Linked DNA regions of Homo sapiens: region 1 is linked to region 2. Evidence: read pairs that join two places in POLR2A ChIA-PET (ENCODE). Cell type or tissue: Caco-2. All regions are shown on one strand. Links, peaks and the distances in the headings refer to the core of each region. The heading gives the core; the rest is flanking DNA. Region 1 overlaps FAIM2 (Fas apoptotic inhibitory molecule 2). Region 2 overlaps RACGAP1 (Rac GTPase activating protein 1).

The links. ChIA-PET counts read pairs that join two places held together with the same protein. Peaks named below come from ENCODE experiments on the same cell type or tissue, not always from the same donor. Only the 100,000 strongest peaks of a DNase experiment are listed, where the experiment ranks them.
Region 1: POLR2A ChIA-PET joins it to region 2 with 7 read pairs; 2 of 35 experiments call an interaction of 5 or more read pairs at or near these places.

Annotation. Positions count from the first base shown.
Region 1 is chr12:49,885,172-49,890,543 of GRCh38, reverse strand. It overlaps FAIM2 (Fas apoptotic inhibitory molecule 2), which reads left to right. Exons shown (of 12, transcript NM_012306.4): 8 at 390-427; 9 at 976-1,063; 10 at 1,342-1,437; 11 at 3,105-3,158. Among named protein-coding and RNA genes, the nearest start is that of FAIM2, 16 kb to the left of the region's middle. RefSeq lists enhancers at 1,117-1,905, 1,906-2,694, 2,695-3,483. In Caco-2, for the core only: no CTCF peak of the experiment used is centred there; a DNase peak (open chromatin) is centred at 2,353.
Region 2 is chr12:50,003,696-50,009,067 of GRCh38, reverse strand. It overlaps RACGAP1 (Rac GTPase activating protein 1), which reads left to right. Exons shown (of 17, transcript NM_001319999.2): 3 at 2,432-2,634; 4 at 3,676-3,812; 5 at 4,764-4,833. Among named protein-coding and RNA genes, the nearest start is that of RACGAP1, 19 kb to the left of the region's middle. In Caco-2, for the core only: no CTCF peak of the experiment used is centred there; no DNase peak of the experiment used is centred there.

The sequences.
Region 1 (5,372 bases), core at 113-5,112, 120 kb after region 2:
CCACTTCTTCCACAAACACATTCCATCTTCTCTTTCCAAATGGGCTTAATCTTGCCCGTTCCCCATCCACTGTCTTTTTTCATTGTGAATTTTTTAAGGGGTTTGCTTGAGGCATCCTAGAGCTATGGTAATGAAGAAGAGTGGAGGGTCTTAGAAGTGGGGAGCAGGGCCGCAGAAGAAAGGAAGGGACAGCTGGCACAGAGCCTGAAGCTGGCAGTAGGGACACTCCTTAGCCAGGCCTGACTCCCGAAAGTCAGTGTGTGTGGGGGTGACATAGACAAAGAGTTGAGGGGTACCTGCAAGGGGTGGAGACCTGAGCTGGACCTCGAGGGTGCCTGGGCCCCTGCGTCTGAGTTTGGAACATTCCTTTACCCTGCTTCTCCTTTCAGACCCTGTCCATGGCCTACCTCACTGGGATGCTGTCCAGGTAAAGGGAACAGGTGGAAGGAGAGAAGGACCATAGGCCAGGCTTGGAGCCAGGCACCAGCCACACCCGAGGGGAGCTGCCCCACACACATGGGAGCATGTGGATGGGCCCGGGGGCTCAGGCATGCAGGAGGCTTTGGCCTAGGGTCCTCTGCTTGAGCACTCAGCTGGACAGTGACCCCAAGACCTGGCCCGGTGGATAGGGGGTGGGGAGCAAGGTGGCTCCTCCCAAACAGTAGCTTACAAGCCCCAAGACTCATGACCTGCAGTTACTTGTAAACCACCTCCAGGCCCGGCACAAACCCCTCCCCACTCCCACTCCCACCTCATCAAGATCCTTCTAATTTGATTTTGAGTCTAAGCCTGTTGGGAGGGGCAGGGCCCAACAGAAAGGCTGGGGAGGCAGACAGAGGGATCTGGGGAAAGGGCACCAGACTGGGGCCAGGGATCCCAAGACCAGGTCCTGGCAGAAGAGAGGGGCCTGCTAGGAGGGTGGGGGAGACCAGATGCCCTGCCTGAGAGCTGACCCCTCGGCCTGACGGTCCTCAGCTACTACAACACCACCTCCGTGCTGCTGTGCCTGGGCATCACGGCCCTTGTCTGCCTCTCAGTCACCGTCTTCAGCTTCCAGACCAAGGTCAGCTCTGGGGCCTGCAGGCAGGGACCCCTGGCCTGAGGCTGAGCAGGGGAAGGCAGATGGGGTGGGGGCCTCAGAGCTCGGACCTGGGGCTGGGGAGAGAAGTAAAGGGGGTGAGTTGGGTTTGGGGAAGCCACCTGATGAGGGGGAGGAGGGGAAGGAATGCCAGGTTCTTGGGGTAAGCACAAGACTGTGGCCTGCTGTATGGGCTCAGCCTGTAGTTGGGGCCCCAGGAAGGTCAGGCCGCTCCTGCAGCTAACCCCATCCTGTCCCCACAGTTCGACTTCACCTCCTGCCAGGGCGTGCTCTTCGTGCTTCTCATGACTCTTTTCTTCAGCGGACTCATCCTGGCCATCCTCCTACCCTTCCAATATGTGAGTCTCTGGGTCCCCCAGCAGGCCCCATGGGGAGGGAGGGGCCCCACTGGCCCAAGGTGCCGTTCCCTCCCCTATCCGCCAGGGAAGGCCAGGAGCCAAGGCCCCACAGCCTGCCATCCTGTGCGGCCCCTCCTGGCACCTGCCACAGGCGTGCTGGCAGTGTAAGCAAACAAGGAGGCTTTTCTTGTCAGGCCTGGGTACCTGCCTGGCTCCACAAGCCACATCCGGCTTCACTTTTCCCGTCCTCCTCTGTGGGGTGGAGGTGAGATTGAGGGTAGGGTGTGGAGCATTTAAACCCTGGGCAGGGAAGGGAGTACTGGGGCTCCATGAGGCCCGCCAGACCCAGAGGGGCCTTGAAGAAGGGTCTTCTGGGGCTCCTGGGGGATCAGCCAAGTCCAAAGAGGCAGAATCTAGCTGGCCAGGCAGGCGGGACGTGGGGCAGCGGGGCTCGGAGTATACCCACATCCTTAGAGCATCCACCAGCTGGCGGCCAAGTCTCAGCTCTTTTAGAGGTGTCCAGCCTGCCCTGGGGAATCCAACTGAGACTCTGCAGGCACCCAGGCCCCTGCATGTGGAGAAGGGGCAGATTGGGGTCATCACAGGAAGGCCTTGAGATCTGAATCCTGGGAACCCAAGAGATGAGCTGTTGGACCGCTGCTGGGGGCCCAGTGCTTATACCCCTCACCCCCATAGCCACACATGGTACACAGTCCCCCACTGCCCTTTTCTAGTAGGGCTGCGAGCAGTTGTCCTCACATCCCCCTCCCCACCTCCATCCTGCCCAGCCCCAGCCTCCGGGCACTTGGCGTCCAGTCCAGGACGTCAGGATTGGTGCTGGCATTTCCTTGGCTCTTCCCAGGATCCTGTTGACAAAGGGAGGGGCCAGAGCTGGCCTGGGGGCCCTCTGTGTGTCTAGGATGGGGAGGAGTGTTACAGGAAGGGGCCACGGAACTTCAAAGAACCCTTTATTGACCCAGGTCTGGTTGATGGGTTGCCTTTGTTTCCGAGTCTTCTGGAGGAGGGCCCCATGGAGGGCCCTAGTGCGGTGCCTCCTGCAGAGTTTCCCCCACAGCTGGCTGCTCCAGACCTGGAGGAAGACTCAGGGGGCAGAGAGTGGGGAGGTGCTGTTCCAGCCTGTGCTGTTCCAGCTGTTCCTCCACCATGCACAGCTGGCAGAGACTCCAGATGCCCCCCCAACACACCCCTGAGGTCAAGTCTTTGTCCCCTTCTACCTGAGTTCCTTGCCTCCAAGGCAGAGCCCAGGAGTGCCCTGACACAAGGACAGACAGATCCTATGCTGGACAGGGATGAACGCACACTGGGAGGCGGGAGCAGCCTCAAGCAGTCCCAGGCTAGAGGGAGGACAGGGCCCACCGAGAGTCATCTTCATCTGCCCTGAGCCCAGGGCTGTGTGCTGCGGGAAGAACGACCAGGCTCGGGGGAGTTCTCCCACCAGTCCCACCAGGATCGCTCTTATCCCGGGCCTCACTTCACCCACCCTGGGCACACAGAGAATCAGGGGCCACTGTCAGTCCTGGGGCTCCTTAGGGAGCTCTGGGCAGGGCTACCCCGTGTCCTCCATTCTCTGGACTGAACCCTCCTCCCTGCCCCTCTGACTGCTGCCCCTTCTTGTCGTCCCTAAGCCCATTTTTCCTCTGCCGCAGGTGCCCTGGCTCCATGCAGTTTATGCAGCACTGGGAGCGGGTGTATTTACATTGGTGAGTGTGGTCTAGCTCCTTGGCAGCCTCCTTCCCAGCATCCTGACCATCACCCCAGTCCCCTTCTCCTCCCATCTTCCTCACAGCCCTCTTCCCTGGATCCTCGGGAGCACCTGCGGGTAGGGCTAGGCTCGGTGCTGCGTTTGTTTGTTTGTTCATTTGGGGGATTCTACCTGGTTTCCAGGACAGACCGGCTGACCTGGGCAGGAGGGAAGATTGTAACAGCAGGATGGAAGCTGTAGACAGAGGCAAAGCTGGGAAGAGGCATCCCTTCCTCCAGGGGAGGGGCAGCGGTGCTTGCGGGGGCGAGAGAGTGGGGGTATCCTGGCCATGTGGACCAAGTTAGTAGTTACCCTCCTAGGGGCAATCAGGGAAGGCTTCTTGGAGCCAGGGAGATTCCAGGTACCCTGAGAGAGAGACTGTTAGATTGAGCATGTTCTTTGCTGTTCTCACGAAACTGAGAATGTTGATGATGATGATTACGGTTAGGATAACAGTAACAGCTAATATTTATTGAACACTTGCTTCCCCCCAGCCAGCTCTCCATAGCATTTAATTGTCATCTTAAGTCTATAAGATAGGTTCTACTGTTAATAAATTAAGATGGGGAGGCCGGTCACGGTGGCTCACGCCTATAATCCCAGCACTTTGGAAGGCTGAGGAGGGCGGATCATGAGGTCAGGAGATCAAGACCATCCTGGCTAACATGGTGAAACCCCGTCTTTACTAAAAATACAAAAAAAATTAGCCGGGTGTGGTGGCGGGCGCCTGTATTCCAGCTACTCCGGAGGCTGAGGCAGGAGAATGGTGTGAACCCGGGAGGCAGAGCTTGCAGTGAGCCGAGATCGCGCCACTGCACTCCAGCCTGGGCAACAGAGTGAGACTCCGTCTCAAAAATAATAATAATAATAAATAAATTAAGATGGGGAAACTGAAGCTCAGAGATATCAAATAACATGCCCAAGGTCACACAGCATCCTAGGAAGTGATAGGGCCAAACTGGGAACCTGGACAGTCTGATGTGTGTCCCCCTTGGGGTCTGAGGCTAAGTGGGGAGTGGCCGGAAGCAGATGCCCAGGAGGCAAGAGATGACCACGGACAGACACCTGCCTGGAGCTGCCCAACACAGGCCTCCTGCTCAGGTGGGCCCCACGCACCCGAATGCAGTCGTGTTTTAGGACCCACCCAGTTGGGCAAGCTTGTGCTGGTGACATCCTCTCGGAAAGGCATTCAAGGTCAACATTTATTGACAATGGAAGCAGTAACCAGACTCTCCCCTCCCTCGCTGGAACGTTCAGCTCAATTCAAGTGGCCAGAGTTGCAGCTTAGTCAAATTTCCGGAGGCTTGTGGGCGACAGGCTGAGGGGGCTGAAATGGGGGAAGGGATGGGGAGAGAGCTGTGAGCAGAGGTTTTGGGGGCTTTGGATAGGGATCAAGCCTGAGTGAGGGTGTGGCAGGTTCATTCACGCGTCCTCTCCGCAGGTCTTTATAGAGCACCTACTGTGTGTGATGTGCAGCACGGCTGCCCAGATGCCTGGTCAGCAGGGAGAGTGCAGTGCGTGGTGCAGAGTAGCACACAGCCAGTATTGTAGAATGAATAAATGACCTCCAGGCTTGGAACTGGAGGGCTGAGATCTAGATGAGAAAACTGAACTCCAGAGAAATGGAATGATTTGTCCATGGTTTCCCGGCAAGATAATGGCTCAATGTGGTCTTGATCAAGACTAAAGTGTCAGCTTACCCCAGGCTACCTAGGACTTTTCCAGTTTCAGCACTGAAAGCCCCACTTCTTGAGGAGCCCCTAAATCCTGGGCAAACTGGGAGCCTGGCCACCAGAAGACACTAACTTTTCTCAGACCCCGCACCATGCTCTTCCCTCCAGGCAATACTTCCTAAAGAAAGGTTTCAAAGGATGTGGTGGGGAATCGGACTAGGAGAGAAAGAGGAGGGCCACATTCGGGAGAGCTAGTCTGGGCAACAGCGCCTGGAGGCCCTAGAGGGAGGCATTTGCAGGGGACAGAAGAGGGGCCAAGCCAGGGCAGACAGTCTGGTGATGTTGGAGGCAGTGAGCACCCATGGGGGGCCGGCCGGGGAGTTTACTTGGCTTCCCGTGGATCAGGTTACAGCCAGTGTGTGAACCACCTGAGGAAGCCATGCATGCAAGTAGGGCTGGGTGAACAGTAATCCCTTAAATTTGTTTGATAAGCCCTAGTG
Region 2 (5,372 bases), core at 167-5,166:
TGACCTCAAGTGATCTGCCTGCCTTAGCCTCCCCAAATGCTGGGATTACAGGCATGAGCCACCGTGCCCGGCCTGAATTTTATAAAGCTTTTAATGTGCACTTCATGGCAGGCTGGTACCAAGCTGAATTGTGATTCACCAACTGACCAAAACAGTGCCATGATTATTGGTCTTCAACATCAAAATTGTTTCTGATCTATGGCCCAAAATGCCTTCTGACCCAATCCCAGCAAACTTTGCTCATAGCAGAATTGTACATAAAAATAGTATCTTTCGGCCGGGCATGGTGGCTTATGCCTATAATCCTAGCACTTTGGGAGGCTGAGGCAGGTCAATCACTTGAGGTCAGGAGTTTGAGACCAGCCTAGCCAACGTGGTGAAACCCCATCTCTAGTTAAAATACAAAAATTAGCCAGGTGTGATGGCACACGCCTGTAGTCCCAGTTACTCAGGAAGCTGAGGCAGGAGAGTTGCTTGAACCTGGGAGGCGGAGGTTGCGGTGAGCCAAGATTGTGCTACTGCACTCCAGTCTGGGTGACAGAGGAAGACTGTCTCAAAAGTGAAAAGTAGGCTGGGCACAGTGGCTAACACCTGTAATCCTAGCACTTTTGGAGGCCAAGGCAGGTGAATCACCTGAGGTTAGGAGTTTGAGACCAGCCTGGCCAACATGGTGAAACCCCGTCTCTACTACAAATACAAAAATTAACTGGGCATGGTGACACACACCTGTAATCCCAGCTACTCAGGAGGCTGAGGCAGGAGAATTGCTTGAACCTGGGAGGCGGAGATTGCAGTGAGCCAAGATTGCGCCATTGCACTTCTGCCTGGGCAACAAGAGTGAAACTCTGTCTCAAAAAAAAAAAAAGTAATATCTTTTTTTTTTTTTTTTTTTTTTTTTCACATTTCTCACCTGCACACACAAAAAGTAATATATTAATCAGGTATGTAAATGTTCTGCTTTGGGTCTGACTTAAACTAAGCTGAAGCAGTAATTTAATAAAAGGAGTATCCTAAAGAACAAACAAACCAGCAAAATTAGGTCAGATGAAAATCTTTTTATTCTCAAAATTGTTTTTCAGTTCGGTAAATATTTTGAGTGTGTATGCATACGGTATTTAGTTTGCAAACATATATGTTTTTTTCTTTAAGCTAAAAAAAAAAACCCACAAAAAAGTAGTATGTTCCAGACTAACCCAGCATATTATTTCTTAAAACTATTTGAATTGTAATATTTTTTTAATTGTTGATATCCGCATTGTTTAAGATAACTAGGTCATAATAACCTATTTTGCTGAAATTTGTGGTTTGTAAAAACTAAAGTTTCCTTATTACTTGGTTTTTCTGGAACAAATTGGTATCCTGATTTGTAAGTTTGATATTTGGTCAAATGATTAAAATTGTTTAAAAAGGACTATGTATTGTTTCTATGCTTTTAGGTTAAATTCATAGGGGAAAAGTGCCCTTACTACCTAAGAATCTGCTAGCTGTGTGTGAATTTGGCCTAGTTTCAGTTTTAACTGGGTTAGTTTGACCAGCAGCAGATGTACACCTTGAGACCTTCTTCCTTGATGTTGGTGGAGAGTGATCCTTAGAGATAGACGGAGGTTAACTAGAAAATTGTAAGGCACTTTTGCAAATACATTGCAGAACAGCTTTGCCAATAGCAGGAGATAAGAATGAATGCCAACAGGGTTATCTTCTTCCTTTGAGATGCTGCCTTGGAAGTGATGTTCTCTTTGCAGACATTTGAAGAGACTTCACATTCTGCTATCAGGGATGTTCCAAAAGCTAGTTTGATCTTCTCTTCCTGTTTTTTTTTTTTTCAACTGGAATGTTTACATACCCTTCAGGGCAGTGTTAAACAGCAAAAGCAAATTGGCTTTTTACTTTCAAATCAATATTTGTATAATTATATAGCCAAATGGAATTGTAGGTCTAGACATCTGTAATATTAATCTACATCTACTGGAGCATATTACAGCAGTTACATTTGAATTTGCTGTTTAACATCTCTCTGGTGCAGCAATGCGTGACTGTAAAGGAAACTGTTTTTGTTTTATAGCTGTAACTGTCCTGGTGCATGACAGCTGCCCCAAAGGTATCCCCCTTTGATTGCCTTCTGTTCAGGAGCTTTCAGTGTTAGTGTTACATCTGGAGCCAGGTGACTAATGAGTTACATATTCCATAGCAGATGCCACTGGCTAAGCCAAAAGTAAGTGGCCTATTGAATAGGAATTGCTACCCACAAAGTTCTCATCAGAGTGACAAACATATCCAGGATCTGCTCCTAGTTATTTTCAGCTGGATTTGCCCATAGTTCAGCTGGTTCCTTAATTATGAATTTCAAATAAAGCTAACCGTAGGACTCATTTATTAGAGCAGTTATACTCTGTTTGGTGCTTGAATTATTAAAGATTCCCCCTTTCCTCAGAATTTATCCAGTTGGCGAAGGACTTTGAGGATTTCCGTAAAAAGTGGCAGAGGACTGACCATGAGCTGGGGAAATACAAGGATCTTTTGATGAAAGCAGAGACTGAGCGAAGTGCTCTGGATGTTAAGCTGAAGCATGCACGTAATCAGGTGGATGTAGAGATCAAACGGAGACAGAGAGCTGAGGCTGACTGCGAAAAGCTGGTGTGTATTGTTTTCCGTGCTAGAACAGTGATGATGCAGGAGGGGGAAGGCATTGTCTGACAGTTTCCACTTGCCAAATATACCTAGTTTCTTCTTCCACATTAAAGAACTGAAAGTGACCTGTTCTTTAACAGCTTGCCCATGATTAGAGCTGAAATTGCAGACTAGGAATCTTGTTCTTCATAATTTGAAATTTAAATGTTTTTGTCACTTAGACTTGAAACTTACTTAACAGACAGATTTCAAATGAGAACTTAAAGAATTAGAGGAAAAGGGAGGGAGGGAGATCCTAACGTACTTGATCTGTCACAAGTTATTGGCCATCCTTCATTGTTTATTTTAAGTGCTACCCGGAATATCCATCCTTACATGAGTAGCTGGTACTTTGTCATACATACAGGCAAGACAACTGTGACTCTTCTTTTCATCACCCCTCTCTAATTCAGGGTAAAAGGCTAGATGTATTCAACCAGTTGAGCAATGTGACTGACACAGAACACTATCATTTTGATGTGCCAGGATGGGTCATAATGCAAAGGAAAGCCTTTACTGGGAGGGACTAATCCATCTTGGTATACAGTGTTAGATGCCTCAGTAAACTCAAATTGTCTGGTTCCAGTGCATTATAGCTTTGTATCCATTTTAATGCATTTTGCTCCACTACTTTGAGAGGTGGGTGGCTGCTTTGATCCGTAGAAGCCAATATTTGTCCTGATAAAATGACACTAAAGTGTTTTTGCTATGTGAAATCTATTTTGGGACTCTCATTTTGCATTATTCTCCTCTTGGATTAGCAGGTTAATCCAAAAGTCTTGTAGCAGAAACTTCGCTGTTCTAGATGTAGTTCATTTTACCAGTCAGAAATCAGAGACACAATCTGGGTTTGATGTGAATTAATATGCTATTGGTGTAGCAGCCTTCCTGAAGGTCCATTTGCATAATGCTGCATTTTAATGTCTTCTGGTCTGCCTGTCCCATAAACTTGAGGTGAAGCTTTCTCCCCTGGCTAGTTATGATGTTTTACTTTGCTTTGGTCTGTAGGAACGACAGATTCAGCTGATTCGAGAGATGCTCATGTGTGACACATCTGGCAGCATTCAACTAAGCGAGGAGCAAAAATCAGCTCTGGCTTTTCTCAACAGAGGCCAACCATCCAGCAGCAATGCTGGGAACAAAAGGTGGAGGAACTGCATCTGTTGTTATCCTATCACAAGCAACACAGGCTGTCAGATATTCTTGTTATCTGAATTCTTAAATATACTTCTTCTAGAATGTGTGCTGAAAAAAGCAGAAAAAGATTTTGTGGGGAGAGTAGGTGGGGAATAAAGGCACAGGGATGTCCCTGTATATTTTATTTTATTTTATTTTTAAATCTTTCCTAAGGATGTTGTTTCACCATGGATACAATTTTGATGTTGGTGCTAAATTGCACATCAATAACTAATCCTGTGCATTGCTAAGAAACCCAAAGGTGAAAGTGGCAGTTCAGCAATACTTTCAGTGTTTACTCTCCAGAGAGCTCTTACAGCTCTTCTGGTTTAGAAAGGCCTCTGTGAGCCAAGACCAGACAATAATTTTGGTTCCACTGCACCACTGTTTAAAATAGTCTCAACCAGGCTTTGAATTTAACATCCCCAGTACAATATGTAGGGAAAGGTCAGCTATTTATTTTGTTGCCTGGTTGTTTTATGGGGAATCTTTATAACTAAGAAGATGTACAGGCTTAATTTCTTAAAAAGTCAGTGTTGGGTAATACTCTTGTTTGTAGAAACCAGCACAGTTGGGATCAAATTAAACTTCATTCCCTTGATTTTGTGAATTTGGAGTAGCCTGTAATACAAACTCGGTAGAGAATAGCACCCATAACCCTGACTAACTTTCAACTGCCCTTATAAGGTCTTTGCTGAAAAAGCAACTGTGTTGCACCTGTACTCATGCACACACACTCCTCCGTGGAAACCATACAAAGTAGCCTACCACAGGGTTTGAGATTGTAATTGTCTCTATAGTGAAGATTTTGCTATGAAATTAACTGATGTTACCTGACCAGTAGGACTTGTTCTGAATGTTGGTGAATTTTACATTCCACAGTCTACCATGTCTAACGTTGTATTGTTTCACTGATCTAGACTATCAACCATTGATGAATCTGGTTCCATTTTATCAGATATCAGCTTTGACAAGACTGATGAATCACTGGTAATAAACATTTGATCTCTGAGAATTACCTACTTTTCTTACCTCTGCTTCCCCAGGAATATCTCTCCTGTCTTCTCTTCTGAACATCCTATATTACTATTTTATTAGTTGATGTGTTATAGATTCTGAGCTAGCAATTTAAAATATAAATCCACATGAGCTATAAGAGGCTGGCTTATATATTAGTTTCTGAAGTGAGAATATATAATTCAGAATTTGGCATAAGTTGAGTTCATTTAATAGATCTCTGTGTGCCACATGTACTAACTGATTATATTTTGACTTATTAAAGCCCCAGCTAATAATAAAAATATTAGCAAGACTGTATGTCGTCAGGGTTTATTTGCTGCTCTTAAATAGACTTGTGCCTTATTTCTGAATTAGTTTGGTTCTTGGGGAAAGCATAGTCATACTTCACAATTAGAAGGAAACCAAGGTCCTGGGATTTCAGCCAGAAAAGTGTGATTAGAGTTTCTAGGCACTATATAATGCTTTCATCAACAATGGTTAACATGTTAAACTATTTGTTGCCCTGCTTT